Regions from separate parts of the Homo sapiens genome. Here region 2 is linked to region 1. The links are chromatin loops, found by intact Hi-C in ENCODE. Cell type or tissue: mammary epithelial cell. All regions are shown on one strand.

Region 1 (8,000 bases):
TATTTTTCTTTTTTTTTTTTGAGACAGAGCTTGCTCTGTTGCCCAGGCCGGAGTGCAGTAGTGCGATCTCAGCTCACTGCAACCTCCGCCTCCCGGGTTCAAGTGATTTTTCCTGCCTCAGCCTCCCGAGTAGCTGGGATTACAGGCATGCGCCACCACGCCCAGCTAATTTTTGTATTTTTAGTACAGATGGGGTTTTACCATGTTGACCAGGCTGGTTTAAATATCTTTTCATATCCAGTTTTCACTTCTTTTTTGGGTACTAAGTGGTCTGCATTTTAAAGTAAAATTGAATAGAGATTTAAAAATAAAATGTACAGGTTCCATACAGGAAACTTGGAGACTAACAAAATGTATAGTGGAAAACAATCATCTCTAGTACCAACTGAAACATAATTAGTTGTCAGTATTTCGGTACATGGCTTTCCATATTATTTTCTGTTTCCTATAATGTATAACAAAAAATACAATTCTAGATGTACTATTTTATTGACCTTTTTTTCTTAGCAAAATATTCCTCATTATGTTTGTCTACATTCTGATAGTAAATACCTACAAATACATCTTTTGGATGTCTTATAATTTTGTTAGCAAAACCCATTTTGAAAATGTTGGTTATTTCTAGTTTTTTAAATAACATTTGTTCTCAATTGTTTAAACTTGCTGAAATTACATACATTTTAAAGATTTTTGATATATATTGAAAAATTGTCTTCTTGAGGCATTTTATTTTCCCAACAATTATGTGATTTTTTTTTTCCCTTATGCTCTTGTCTGCAAAGGGTACTCTGGGATTTTTTTATTACTAATTTGATGGGTTAAAAACCATACTATTGTAATTTATATTTGGTTATTAATGAATATTGTCTCTTAAAATAGGTTTATTGGCCTTTTGTGTTTCTTTGAAAAATTCTCATATCTATCACTTTATTTTTCCTGTTGGAATTTTTCTTTTTCTCATTGAATCATGTAAGTCTTTATTGATAAAGATATCAGCCCTATTTGGGTAGTTTCCTCTGCTTCTACCTTTTAAGTTTGGTTACTGATTAATTGTCACCTGCTGGGGATGAGGCTTTTTACCTACTGGAATGAGGGTCCATGAGGAGGTCTCCTCCCCTGTCCTTCTGCTGAACACGAAAGCAGGTAAAGCAGACCAGCTGTTCAGAGTCTAGGAGAGTTGACAGAATTTCCCTGGGGATCTGTGGTTGGGCTTCGTTTAAGGTTTACAGCCTGCATCCCCGGATCTCATCTCTGATCGTTATTTGCTGGCTGTGTGTGAATTTCAGGTGTGGTTTCTTCTATAAGACAGGGGTATCTTTTATTTCTGTTATTTTCTTAAGGGTTTATCTGCTTTCTTCCCTCTAAGAAATGGTGCTTGTGAGAAGCCTCATACTCTCATCTCTAAAAAAATCAAGGTTTCTTGGAGATAAGACATTCCTGAGAAACAAAATGTCCATAAACCTGGGGATTAAGTAATTAGCATTTAGGGAACTGATTGAAATTCCAGTACAGGAATTTAAAGCATGGTCGGTCCTATTTATTAATTGAAATTCAGAGACCTTGAGATAATTGCTTGTCATTCCCTGCATAGATTTTCTCTCTGCATTGAGCAGGCTACCCCCTGCCCTCTGCTTCTGTCCCTGGTCCTGAGCATCAAGCCTGCCAGCACCCATGAGGCTCCCTTTGTTCTCAGCCTGTGCGGAGTGTAACGAGCCCACTCTAATTGGGCTCAAGCTGAAAGCAGCTGGGATCTCATTGCCTGTGTGTCAAGTTCTGCTTTTGATGAATGCAGAAGCAGTGTGAGGCACAGCAGGGGGCCCCTCCCTTTTGAAAAAGATGGAGTCCTTGGGCTGATCTTCTTTGGGGCCGTCCCACCATCCTGAAGCAAACCCTGGACTTCTGGCCCGGGACAGACTGTTGGCCAAAGCCGTTGCCGTGATAAGTAACATAAGGATCCTTACTTTCCAGAGGTCAGTGAGACAAGTCCTGTCAGTGAGCTGCTGGTTTGCAAGTTTGTCTGCTATTTATCTAAAGATCTCACCTTATCCCCTGAACTTAAGAAAAGCAGAACAGGTGGAATTTAGGTAAAATCCATGTTGTTTTGGATCCTTGACCCTGCTGTCCACTCCCTCATGTCCCAGAGTCACGAGCTTCAGTTCCTGCCAAGTCAGCTGTGCCTGCCTGTGGTGCGGCTCTGTTTTAGCCTGGGATAGAAAAGGGAGAAGCACTCAACATCAGTGTTGTCCTGCGTCCTTCCTCACTCAGCGCACATGGAGGAGTAATTTATGTCACTATGAGGATTACTAGTGGAGATCAGCAAGGGTTTATTCTCTGGGGCTTATTTAGATCCTGCCTAAATAGGGATAACTATATTTGGGATGGCTTAACTACATATATAGATACCCTAGTCCTTGAACCACGGGCGTCCAGAGTCCTCCTTGAGCAGAGACGTCTTTCAGGCCTCTCCAGTGTGAACTGTTGATCCCCTCAAGGGAGTTGCTCCTGAAGGTTTCCTTGTGAGCCCACACCCTCTGCCGTGTTCATAGTTTGTAAGTTGTATGTTACTGTTTTCATGAGCTCTTCAAGAAGCATGTGGCTCTGCGTATTGTCTCTGCTCTGCACACAGAGGGAATATCCCACAGGTGCTCATGCAGGGCTGCTGTTTTCCCAGAGCCCAGGACAACATCCTGAAAACTGAGGATGCCTGCTAGGTAACAGAAAGCAGTTGACCTCTCCTCACACACATAATTTCTGTTTCCAGAGATGGTTGATCCTTAAGAAATCATGGTAGTAGTATCTTCGCAAAATGTGGGTAGACTGACTTTTCAGAGTGGGCATAAAACCTGGAAATTCACTTTTTTCCCCCTTAGTTTCCATACATTTTAAGGTTTTTTTTTTTTTTTTTTTTTTTTTTTAGAGAGGTTTTTTCCTTTTAGGGAGATTTTGGAAAACTAAATACCGTACACATGTAAGGATTACATATTTAGAACCTTTGTTCTCGAGAGGTTTGGTAGCATTGCTTCTGCCTAGATGATCGAGTACCACGTAAGATGAACCTTGGAAGTTGTTTGTTCCAGAGAAGACACAATTAGGGACAGAGGTGCTAGCTGGTGTGGGATCAGGAAACGATGCCCTAGTTTGGCCAGGCATTTTGATGCAATCTCATTTTCTTCATAAAGCAGGGAAGAGAGTCTGTACTCTTTTTTTTTTTTTTTGGAGACGGAGTCTCGCTCTGTCGCCCAGGCTGGAGTTCAGTGGCGCAATCTCGGCTCACTGCAAGCTCCGCCTCCCGAGTTCACGCCATTCTCCTGACTCAGTCTCCTGAGTAGCTGGGACTACAGGCGCCCACCACCACGCCCGGCTAATTTTTTTGTACTTTTAGTACAGACGGGTTTCACTGTGTTAGGCAGGATAGTCTCGATCTCCTGACTCGTGATCCACCCACCTCGGCCTCCCAAAGTGCTGGGATTACAGGCTTGAGCCACCGCGCCCGGCCGAGAGTCTGTACTCTTACAAACGAGGAGAGTGAGACCCAGACTGGCTGGCGGTGTGGCTGGCAGGTTGCAGTCAGGGTCAGAACACAGAGCTCTGGTTCTTTGGCTCCTCCTTTCCCTGTGGGTTCCCCTTTGCCCGTCGACTCTGGTGCTTCCACGTGACCCAGCACGGGGCCTTCTTTCTGCCTCTTCCCGCTTGCTTGTGAGGCCATATCTGCGTGCCTGCTGGTGATTGGGAGTACTCTGAAGATCCCTCTTATTTGTCCCTGGCAAACTCCCCTTTGACCACAGCTCTAGCTGTCTGGCTTTGTCCTGAGTCCTGGTGCTGGTGCTGGATTTGGAGCTTGGACTTGGTAGGCAGAGACTGCCTTTCTCATCAGACTTCGACTTGGCAGCACCCGGCTCTCAACCCTGGGCTCCTCAGGCAGGCGTGTGCCTCTCCACCTCCTGGTCTCCATTCCCATCACGAGGCTGCGTCCTCCTCAATTGGGCAAGCTGACTCTGACACCTGGTGTTCAGTTAGCAAGCATTTATTGAAGGAAAGCCTCAACAACAACAATTATCAGGACTTCTGTGTCCTCATTTTGGCGTTTTTCAGTTGAATAATGAGACCTGTGACTTTGCATTCTTCATATTATCTGGCTGTCAAATGGAATCATGCCATGCATTAACTGTAGTGAGTTAGTACATGTGTGTAGTATTACGATGTTGGCATTCCTCAGGAGAAAGCTGCTACAAAAGTCCAGCTACCAAAAACAGTGAAGCAGTTTCCAGGATATTAGCAAATTTCAAACACACTAATTTCAGCAGCAACAAAATGGAGCTACACTTTAATGCAAGGTAACTCTGTTTAAAGGTGCTTTCTGTTTCAAGAAATGTAGCCTTAATATTTTCTTAAGAATAGTTTTTGTAAAGGAACAAACGGGTTAAATTTTTCAAAATATGATTCATTTGGGTAGCTTAGTGAGAAATGATAAAAGGTTATTAGCAAGTAACTGAGCAAGGGTAACCAACAAGTAGGCAGCTCTGAAGTTAGGGAATATGCCAGAAAAATGCGGGAAGAAGAGTAGGATGGAAATGGTGCCCTTCACCTGGGAGGGCCCCAGGAAGGGCTCCCAGAAGAGTGAGTGTCTGTGTGAGTCTCCTGTGAGCACTGACCTCACAGGCATCTACCCTGCTTAGTTGCCCCTGGCCTAAAGGGGACATGTGTGATCATGTCATGATAGTCTTTTATAATCTTTTCAGTCTGAGAAGTGGTTTTAAAAAATACTTTCTACTTTATTATCTGAAAAAACATTTCAAAAGTCAAACTACATAAAAAGATATACTCAGAAGAATTTTGCTCTTGTCCTTGTCTTTTCCACTTCACCCCACCCACCCTCCACGGGTAAGCATTTTCATTAGCTTTTACAGAGACAGATCTCTAAATTTAAAACATTTTGTTTAGGAAGTGAGCATTGCAGTCTGGGCCATGTACTGGGTGGTCTTCAGTATGTGTGAAGAACAAAGAGAAGTTTGGAAGTTTTATAAAAAGGAGAAATGTAAGGGATTGTTTTGAAAGAGAGTTGTTCATTGGCACTAAGTAAAGTTTTGGGGAGCTGGCAAGCTCTCATTGGTGTGCAAGCTCTCACTGGTATGTGATGGGGCTGGGTAAGCTAGTCTGAGAGTCAGGGCAGGCAGTTTCAGCAGCCAGGCTTGCCGAGAATGACCTGAGTGCTTTGCCCCTCTGGCCTCGACTCTGTTAGTTGGGTATGACAAGAATGACCCAGTTCTTATGATCAACTTTCACATACTCTGTCCTTCCTGTGATTTTTTTTTTGGAAAAAAAAATGTATTGGTATGTAATAATTGTACATATTTATGGGATACCTGTGATGTTTTGATGTGTGCAAACTGTGATTCTTTTTGTGTAAAGCAGGCCAAATGTACACGTTTCCTTTTGCATCAAGGATGGCATACTGGACGTATGTTTTTGTTTTTGCCTATGCTTTTTCACTAACACTGTATCTTGGGGATCATCTCACACCAGTTTTCAGAGGCCTTTGTTCTTGCTGGAGGTGGGCAGAGTGGGTTCCTCAGGGGAGCTCTCGTGAGTCCAGAAGACACTGTGCTGGGGGCTCTCTGTTTTGCCACCACAAAGAAGCTGTGTGACCCAGAAGAAGACACCCACCAAGGGCCCTGGTGCCTTAATTTGTGAAGTGGTATTCCTCATATACCTGTATCCCAGAGACAATGTTCATTCAGAAGTGTGGCATTATTTTGTCTGATTGGAAGAAAAAGTCCTTTCTGAAATGCAGTGCATTAGTGATGGAGATGTGCTGCCAGAGTATCAAGTGGCTGCTTTGGATCTGGGAATGCTTTAGACCAAGAGGAATTGCAGAAAAGGGCGCTATGGAGGCCAGAGCCTGTCCTTATTTCCAGTGCCAGCCCTTTGCACCTGGCTCTCGCTGCGTGGCTGTGGCCTGTCTCTGCGGAGCAGCCCTGGAGCAGCCAGGCCCCAGGCAGGTGGGGAGCTTCAGGCTTGTGTTCTGATGTTCCCTGGCCTCACCTCTTGATTGTGTGGAACTTAAGTGTCAGGTTCCAGGAATGTTTGGCTGTCGGTGGCGGTGATGGAGAATAAGGGAGACCTGTTTAAAGTGACACATGGAAGGCAGACCTGGTTTCTCTGTTTATCACAGAAGACTCTAGTGAAATGAATTATAATTTGGGGCAGAGACCTGAAATTGCTCTTCTGTGCCAAAATAAATTGATTTCGTCAGCTGTCTGAGCTTCATTTCTTAAACTGGACAGGAGCTAACCTAGTCTAAATAAAACTCATTTTCCGTTAATAAAACTAGGTCACTCCAGGCTGCCTGAGTATGCTTCTGAGTGTCTTAAAGCACATTCTCCAAAATCCAGGGGTTCATGTCATTTTCATAACCCATCGAATGTCACTGGCGTGACGTTGGCACTCACCTCTCCCATGGCATGCCACTGTAGATGTGGGGCCTGTCTCTAACTCCATTCCAGCTGCAGGGCAATCGTGGCAGGAGGGCATTGCTGTACACCTGCTGGGGCTGCGGACAGGCTAGGAGGGAGCTGATCCAGCCACCCTCCCACCGGAGGAGGGGCTTTGGGCAGGACGGCCCTGCCTCACCCAAAGAAAGCTTTGTTTGCCGTCCCTTTGCCAGTGTTCCTGCTGCTGGGAGCTTTGCACCATAATGTTTTGAAGGTTTTATTTACACATGGGGGCCAATAAACTAGATCATGGAAGTAGGACGTTGTGAATGTAAAACAAAAATGACAGCACGAATGGAATAATTTTAGAAAAGCCTTGTTCAGATGGGAAGAGCATCTCTGCATAGAGAGCTCCCTGAGCAGTGGGGATGCTGGCCTGCCTCACTTGCTGGAGGTTTGTGAGAGCCTCCAGGTGGCATCTGGCCCCTGCTCCGATGCCTGTGTGCACTCACCCACCCTGCCCTGCCCTGCCCTGCCCTGCCCTGTGGGGCTGGGCCCTGCCTCCGGGATGTTAGGAGCTGGACTTACCTGGAAAGCCCAGGAGAGGCTCCCATTGTCTTTCCTTGTTCCTTCTTTCTCTTCCTGCACGTGAGAGGGCAACGAGTGAACCGTGACTCGCAGCATCTTGCAGACGTAGGTCGGAATGCGGCTTTAGCATATTCTGAAATATACAGCTCTAGAAATGCTAAATCTATTGGAGATGTCTCTCTAAAACAGAAATTGGGGGGCAGTGGCAATCTTTGCAGTGCTTTATTTCTAGCATTCTTTTGTAATCTGAAGTATCATACCAAGTACATTTTAAACAGTGGATTGTCTTTAATTTACCTTTTTAATAAAATGCTGACACTCAGTGTATATAGAGATATGAAAGGCTATGAAAAAATAGAAAAATAGATGTTTTAAAGAAATAGAAAGTCATGAGAAAGGGGGCGGCTCTCCCTGTAATGCATTGTCTGCCCCGATATCCCAGCTTTTCATGGGTTAAGCTGTGTCTTCTCATCCTTCTTTCTGCCTTTGTGAGAGCTTCTCAACAACATGCAGATTCCTGAGTACTGACAAACTTTTTCTTGCTTCTATTTGCAGTGCACAGAAGCCAAAAAGCATTGCTGGTATTTCGAAGGACTCTATCCAACCTATTATATGTAAGTATTTGCACCTTTCTGTGGTTTCATTCTGTGGCCATACCTTTCTCTGGGAATTGTCTTGCTAAAGTTCTGGGTGTGGGATGGGGAAAGCCCGGCGTGGCCCAGCCTCTGCTGCGGTGCCAGGCTTGCCTCACTGGGGGATGAGCAGGTGACCTCACCGTGGTGTCTGGCCCACTCAGACCAGTTACGTTGAGGACAGCCTGAAATTCTGTGCCCTGTTCTGTGATGCAGGTGAGCTCACATGTGAGGGTTTAAAGGGGGCGAGATGTCTGTGGAAGGCAAAAGTTATGTTGGCTTATACACATTTTCCTAGTCAAAGAGAGAAAGGATCATAGGAGCAGACTTATGAGCTTGAGCAGGACAA
Region 2 (8,000 bases), 69 kb before region 1:
GGCAAACAGGTCATATCCTTTCCGGAATGGCTGTACAGAGGGAGGCACAACCCACTCCTCCACTGACCTGTGAACTTGGGCATCTCACTTCTTTTAGTGATGCAAGAGTGAGGACTCCCCCACTGCTTGGGCACCACCCAAGCCAGCAAGAACTGCTTGGCTAGGAGTTGCAGGGATGAGTGGGGTCACCTAATCTGCTGTCCAGCTGCTTCCCAGGGGAACATGGAGTTGCCCCCACCTGCAGAGTTCATATAAAAGCAGGACTGTTGGGCTGGAAACTCTAGCAGGTGTGGGCTGCTGGCCTTGAGCAGTGGCAGTGGGTGGAGTCACTCACCATGCCATTAAGGTGTTTCCTAGGAGAACAAGAGACTGTGCTTGTCAGCAGAATTCAGACAGAAGTGGTACCACGGGGCTGGAAGCTCTAGCAGGTATGGCCTGCCTGGCTACAACTGGCAGGGATTGGGTGAAGTTGCCTATCCTGTTGTTTGGGTGTTTCCTGGAGGAACAGGAGGCTGAACCTGTTGGTGAAGTGAAAACAGAAGCAGGACCATTGGGCCAGAGGCTGGTGCTGAACTTTGTCTAGTGATTTGGGGTGGAGCAATCTTACTGCCCTCGGGTACCATGACTGCAGCCTCTGTTGGGGCTATGGCACTGGTGCTGGTCTGTTCCAGGGTCCAAGGCTTCCAGCAGTCCCTAGGGACTTGAGAGTTGCCTCCACAAAACTCTGGGTGGCTCTCTGCATTGGCTTAGAGGTGCAGGGAGTGGGTCAAAGAGATTCTCCTGTTCCAAGGCTTGCACAGGTCCCTGTGAAGACTGTGAATCCCCCAGGGGCTCTCAATCACTTACTCTTTCCCTATGTTTGGGAGCTTCTTCTAGCTCCATGCTGATCACAGATGGGCTGCTCAGCTTCACTCCTCTCTCCTCTCTGTGTCCCCTTGCTGCCTTCATGGATGCTGATGTGGTTTCTTAGGGGATCACATGGCAAGATCAGTGTTCACTAGCCATTTTGTTTCCTCTCCATGACAGCAGTGCACATGATCTGCTTCTAGTCTGCCATTTTGACTTAACCCTGTACCCCCAATTATAAAATTGATCCTGGCACTTAGTCTGCTCTTAGCAAATGTTTACTGAATAAATGAGTTAACCAGTGTCATAGCTTCATGTGGCAACTTCTATTACTGCATAACAAATTAACTTAAAATCATAAGGCTGAAAATAACAATAAATATTTATTATTCACCCAGCTCCTAAGGGTCAAAAATTTGACTTATGTGTGGAATCTAAAAGAGTCAAATGTATAGAACTGGAAAGTAGAAGGGTAGTTACCAGGGGCTGGAGGGAGAAGAAAAGGGGGAGACATTGGTCAAGGGTACAGCATCTCAGTTACGCAAGGTGAATAAGTTCTGGAGACATAGTATACAATAATATGACTGTAGTTAACAATAATATATTGTATACTTGAAATTTTCTAAGAGGATACATCTCATGTGTTCTCACCACACACACACACACACACACACACACACACACACACACACACGAAAATGGTACTTATGTGAAGTAATGAATATGTTAACCTAATTATCACGATTATTTCACAATGTATGTGTATATCAAATCATCAAGTTGTATTCCTTAAATATATACAATCTTAATTGTCAATTATACCTCAATAAAGTTGGTGGCAAAAAGAACTTGGTAAAAAAAAAGTTTTTGGCAAAAAGAACTCAGTGGCTTAACTGAGTGATTCTGGCTCAGGGTCTCTCTTGAGGATGTAATCAAGATGTCAGCCAGGGCTACAGTTATCTGAAGACTTGATTTGGACTGAAGAATCCAATTCTAAGATGGCCCACTCATACGACTTGTAAGTTAATGCCAGCTATTGCTAGGAGATATCAGTTCCTTGCTAGATGGATTGTTCCATGGGACTGTTTGAATGATTTCATGACATTGCATCTAGCTTCCCCTAGGGATATTGATCCAATAGAGAATAAGGCAGAAGTCAAAATTCTTCTTATGACCTAAACTTGCAAGTCAGACTCTGTCATTTCAACAAAATAATACTAATTAAACAGATCAACTCTTTTTTCTTGTGGGAAGGGACTATACAAATGTATTAATAACAGCTGATGAGAATCACTGGCGGCCATCTTGGAGACTGGCAGCCATACCCCTTTGTGGTTTCAAAACATGTCCACAAGTGCTTTGACTAGCCTCTCTTCCAAAGGTGGAGGTTAATTCTCGTTCTTTTGAGTGTGGGCTGGACTTAATGACTAACTTCTAAACAATAGAGTATGGCAGAAGTGACGGTCTGTGACAAAATTATAAAGAGCATTACGGGTTCCTTCATACTCTCTTCTTTGATCTTTTGCACTGGAGAAAGCCAGATGACACATTGGGAGGACATTCAGTCAGCCTATGGAGAGGTCCATGTGGCAAGTAAAAAGACCTGTTGCCAGCAGCCATTCTGAAACTGGGGCTTCCATCCAATTGCCATAAGTAAGCCATCTTTGATATAAATTCTTCAACTCCAAGTCTTCAAGTAACTACAATTCTCACCAACAGATTGACTGCAACCTTATGAGACTCTTGGCAAGAATCACCCAGCTACACTCTCCTGAACTACTTATTCACAGAAGCTGTGAGATAATAACAGTGTATTGTTTTAAGCCACTAAGCTTTAGTGCCATATTTAATACAGGCCTAGAAAAAATATTTCCCTCCACATATATCCAGATACCATTCTGGAGAGGAACTTGGGTATCATCTTGATACCATCTTGGGACAGGAATTTGCTTGGGTCATCACTATAGAGAATAATTTGCTTAAGGAGATAGGTGGAATTAATAAATCAGACTAAAATTACAGGATAAGTTTAAATGTAATCATTCACAACTTCAGTAACTCCCAGTGGGCATGAACTTACAAAGATGACCACTTATAAAGAAGACTGGATGAGAGCAACTCTTAGGATAACCAATCAGGGCATGAAGATAAAGCCTAGAGGTTTCCCCCATCCAATCAGAACACAAAGTCCAGGCCCTCATTGCCGAAACCTCTATATATAATGCATACTGAGGGTGCATTCCACCATTCCAGCCTCTTCTGTGACTGCTCCCGCTGCTGCTCCAAGCCCGACTTAGAGGAGGAGGTGGAGGCTGCAACTTGCGGCACCTGGCCAGGCTCCCTGCAGTTGGTGGTGGCCACCAAGACTGCAGCGTGGTCAACGAGACTGCAGCATGTTCGGAGTGGTAGGAGGCAGCGATGAGCGAGAGCTTCTCCGTGCCCTGCTACAGGAGGAGTCAGAAAGAGGAGGCATCTGTCACAGGCTGGAGGCTAGAGCCTGCAGCCCAGTGGCTCACCTCACTGCAGTTGTTGGTGGTGACAGAGACTGCAGCACGACCAGAGCAGTAGGACAGGGGCCTCAGCCTCCTGGGCTCCCTGGTTCCTCCTGCCTCAGCTAGAGCTGCTGGGACCCCAGGAGCAGCCACCACTATGGCCTCTGCACCCATTTCCTGCACAGTACCCTAACTGGGAGAGGTGCTGGGAGAAGGCAGCCGGGCCTCCTGGTCCCAGGCAGCACAGCAGGGTCCTCCAGGGCCTTGCCACGGGCAACCTCCCATGCTCTTGGGCAATGAGCAAGAGCCACAGGCCTGGTCATGCTCTGAGGACAAAAGAGGGACCCTGAGCACAGCCACTGTCCCTCGTCAGGTCATGTGAGAATTGTTCCAAATCCCTCTTTGGAGAAGGAGGAATGGTCTCTACATGCATGTGCAGTCGGGGAGGACACCCCAGGGCCGGGAAATGCAAGCAAGGGGCTACCAGGACGAGGCCAGGTGTCCCGTGAGGCATCCCTGTGCCATCCCAGGGCTGCGTGCAGATTCCTCCCAGGGAACTCGGGCCCAGTTCTTGGGCGCCACCTGGTGGCCACTTGCTTTTCCTGATTGTGTCGCCCAAGCTGGCCTCCAACTCACACTTCGAGAGATCCTCTTGCCTTGGTCTCCCGAAGCAGGAAGCGGGAGGATTCCAGGCTTCAGCCACTGTGCCTGGGCTGGACCTATGTGTTCTAATTTGTGAATGAGTTTAGGACTTGGGGAGAGTTTCCTCATCTGGTATCTTCCTGTGTCCTAAATGACCCTTGAGTCATGACTATTCTTAGCTGACCCTTGAGTCATGGCTATTCTTAGCTGACCCTGCAGATGGGACAGGAAGGGAGAAAACTTGAGGTCCTGAACAGCCAGGCTCCACTCTTCCCCTTCCTGTGCTACACATGCACACATACTCCACACACACACACATGCACACCCTGCATGCACACACTGCATGCACACACTGCACACACAGGCACAGAAGCAGAGTGTGAGTTCAGAACAGATGGAGCTGTGTCCGTTGTGAAAATGCTGAGGAGCATGGATGCTTGGGGAAGAACCCCTTAACCACGCCCCACCCAGTGGCCCAGGTTAATCCCTGACCCAGCAGAGAAGCCGGCCAGCCCCTCCTCCAGTGTCCATTCTGATTGGCCAGTACATGTAACCAGCCCTGGTGAGAACATGCTCACAAAAACCCAGGAGCAACATGCCCGAGACACAACACACTCATAAACCCATGTGCTCATGCAACACACCACATCCAGGGACAGCACAGACACCAGGCATCTCCCTGTCAGTGCCACCTGTCACCACCCAGCCTCTACCCACATTTCCCAGCGACTACCTCCCAAGGTCCCAGGGTCTTCTACCTCACTTACCTGCTTTCCATGTGGTCCAGGTAGTCCATTCTCCCCAGTGGGACCAGAGGATCCACAGAATGAGAGGAATTGGGGTGGGTGAGTGTTGGCCTCCAGCTAAGGGACCCCTCAGGAGTAGGGCACAGAAAAGAGGGGTAAGGGGCTGAAGGCTGGAGCTCAGTGGGGGTGGCAGGGACATTGGTCACTCACGGGCTGTACTGGCTCACCATCCTTGCCATAGTCACCGTTAACACTGTCCTGGTCCTGCAGGGATGAAGCAAGGCCAGACCCAGCTGGCATCACCCCTAAAACTGCTAAGCCTTGCATTCCCCTGCTTGCCCTGCCATATCTCCAGCTTCCCAACATCTAAGCCCATCAGTTGCACAGAGGCACCCCACAGAAGCCCCAACCTCTTCATCCTTTCCCCTCTGTCAGTAAGACTCACATGAGCCACCTTCTCCTGGGGGGCCAGGGTCTCCAGGAAAACCAAGACCCTAATCCAGAGGGAGAACAAGAGTCAGGGTCACAGCCCCATAAGCCCACCCAACACAGACTCCCACAGGCATATGAGACCCTCTTCCTCCCTACAGGCTCATCTGTTGGCACCTCCCTAGGAAGAAGGTCTCTGCACCCCTATCCCCACCTCGAGCACTTCATGCTGTCTAATGCCTTATGGTATTAGCCACAGGGTATCTCTCACTTTCTCTCTGGACTCCAGATCCCATGCATCCTCCCAGGATACCCCATTCCCAGAGCCTCCCTCCCAGGCATCCCCCCATTCCCAGGCTCCCCACAGTCCAAGATCCTTACTCACAGATACCCATATTCCCAGAAACTTGGCTGCCCTGACTCTCCTTTCCCCCCACACTCCCCATGTGTACCCTGCAGAACAAGTGGAGGGCACAGAGGGTCTTGAAGAACAGGGATGCAGCCCCTGCTTCCAAGACACCTTTAGTCACTCCCTACTGCCCTTGAGGACAATGGGATACACATAGAAAGTCTAGCCTATAAGGGGAGTCCCCTGGTCCCCTTCCGTTCAAGGACAGGGTGGAAAGCCTCACTCCAAGGATGGTTGGGAGCAGAGACTCCTGGCCGCAGAGGAGCTACAACTCAAGGAAGTCACAGGAAAAGAGGGGGGGTGCAGCTGAGAGGGGTGAAGGGAATTCTGAAGCAGGGCCCTGGAGCTGTCACTCACCTGACACCCGGCTCACCCTGGATTCCTGGAGATCCTGACTCTCCTGGCTCCAGGAGCAAAGAGATTGGGGTCAAAAACCTCATTGCCCCCTCACAAAATCCTGGTATTTCTCACATTTTATTCTCTTTTGTCTCCTCAACAAAAAATTGGCAGAAATCCAACTGTCATTCCTCATCCACAAGACTGGTCCCCTTCATCCCTTTCCCAATTACCTTCTCTCCAGGGGGACCCAGGGCCCCAACACCTCCCAGGGGATCTTGTGGACCCTGAAAGAGGAAGAGAAATAGGTGACATCGCTTCAGGAGGTGGGGTTATTGCAGGGGCAGAGGCCCAGATGAGCATCCCAAGGTTATGGCAGTGGGACAGTGGGGGCCTCCCAGGGGAAGGGGCTTCTCAGGGGCGAAGAGTTTATGATCTGAGGAAAGGGACGCAGAGGATCAGACTCATTGCTCTGAAGTGGCAGGGGCTGGGATGACTCACACCAGTGCCACTGGGTCCAGGTAGTCCCTGCAGGGGAACAGATACACCAGAGGTGGGGAAGGGAAGTGAAATGGCACAATGAAGGAGTGTGGAGGGAGGAAGAGCAGTCAGGGCAGGGAGGCAGCAGTGGGGTGGGGGCTGGCCAGGCAGGGGTGACCATTTGGGGTCTGGGGTCAGTAGGGGTCACATTCACCATAGGACCCACATCTCCTGTTTCTCCCTTCTCCCCAGAGGGACCTGGCACACGCTATGCAGGTGCAGAAAGCATGGACCCAGGTGACCACCCACCCAAAGCACAGCCCTAGACTGATGGGTCCCACAGCCCCTCCACTCAGACCCCACATGGCCCCCAGGCTTCTGCCCCCACCAACCCAGTCCTTAAAGCATGTTGCTGGCAGGGTCTGGGACACACATCACCCCATCCTGACACTGCCTCTCAGCCCGTCCCCAGCCGCATCTCACCTATAGATTCATGAATCCTGTTCTACCTTTATTGCCTTTGGCTCCCCACACTCTGGCTCCAAAGTGTCCCTGGGGTCCCTGAGCTCTGGGCTCCCAATCTGCTCCCTGGGGAAGGAGAGAAGCAGGGACAAGGACATAGACATGGGTCATGGGTCAGGCATTCTCTATTCACGAACCCCATACATAGCTGGGTACCAGGCCCAGAGACCCCACTCCCAAACCCAGCCTCAGGGGCAAAGGGGAGTTGAAGGCAGAGCAGAGGCTGCCAGGGCCTTGCGTGGGGGCCGAGGGTTCACTCACCACTGCTACAGGCTGTTCCATGGACCAGTGAGTCCAGGGGGTCCAGGAGGGCCCTGGGGGAGAGACGAGAGTCAGAAACACCAAGGCAGGGAGGAACCAGGAGGGAATGAGGTTAAAGGCCAGGGCGTCAAGGTCATGGACACTTTGATGCCCTTCTTCCTGGGGTCCCCCACCTCATCCTGGAGGAGAAGGCACAGGAGATACCAGAGGGAGGAAATGATAGAGCTCAGGAGTCAAGCCCACCTCAGCCCTCTCATGTGGAGAGAAGATTGGTCGGGTTCTCTGGGGTTCTCCTCTTGGTCTCCATCTTCTCCAGCCACACCTGGAGGCCCAGCAGGACCAGGAAGTCACACAGGACTCTGCACCCTATCACAGCCAGGCAGACAAATGGGGCCCTTTTCACCCTGTGGGGCAGGAAGGAGGAGTCATGGCCTGGAGGTGACCCTCACCCTCAAACACCCACAGGAAACCTTTCATAGCCCATCACCCCTCAGCCCACAGACCCCTCCCCAAGAACCACTCCCAAGGTCCCCACTCTCACTGGGACACCTGTCTCTCCTGCTGATCCAGGGGGTTCCTGAGGGCCTGGGCACCCTGGCGGGGGGCAATGGGTCCCTTGATCCTGCTGCACCTCACTCCCTAGGGGGGAACCCTGAAAGTTGAGATGAGTGAGATCCCCAGGGAGGAAGACCCAAGCCCACTCATACCAGGGCCCTCAGAGCACAATTCCCAGGAGAAGAGCCCCAAATCAGCTGCATTCTGGCTGACTCTAGATTCCCTCTGCCCAGTCCCACAGCACCTGCGTAGATCTGGATGCCACCTCCACCCTGCCTCAAC

The links. A loop is a pair of places that touch in the nucleus more often than their neighbours do. Peaks named below come from ENCODE experiments on the same cell type or tissue, not always from the same donor. Only the 100,000 strongest peaks of a DNase experiment are listed, where the experiment ranks them.
Region 2: it touches region 1 in a loop (2.2-fold over the local background); 8 of 110 quality-filtered maps call a loop at or near these places.

What each region holds. Positions count from the first base shown.
Region 1 is chr7:55,520,705-55,528,704 of GRCh38, reverse strand. It overlaps VOPP1 (VOPP1 WW domain binding protein), which reads left to right. Exons shown (of 5, transcript NM_030796.5): 2 at 7,575-7,633. Among named protein-coding and RNA genes, the nearest start is that of VOPP1, 48 kb to the left of the region's middle. RefSeq lists an enhancer at 3,550-4,051. In mammary epithelial cell, a CTCF peak has its summit at 4,009 (motif pointing left); no DNase peak of the experiment used is centred here; H3K27ac peaks cover 581 bases.
Region 2 is chr7:55,589,871-55,597,870 of GRCh38, reverse strand. VOPP1-DT (VOPP1 divergent transcript) reads right to left here. Exons shown (of 17, transcript NR_187585.1): 7 at 7,713-8,000; 8 at 7,407-7,567; 9 at 7,164-7,216; 10 at 6,890-6,968; 11 at 6,402-6,428; 12 at 6,134-6,187; 13 at 5,922-5,964; 14 at 5,172-5,220; 15 at 4,748-4,990; 16 at 3,975-4,193; 17 at 1,211-3,287. Among named protein-coding and RNA genes, the nearest start is that of VOPP1-DT, 21 kb to the right of the region's middle. RefSeq lists an enhancer at 3,992-4,491. In mammary epithelial cell, a CTCF peak has its summit at 3,923 (motif pointing left); no DNase peak of the experiment used is centred here.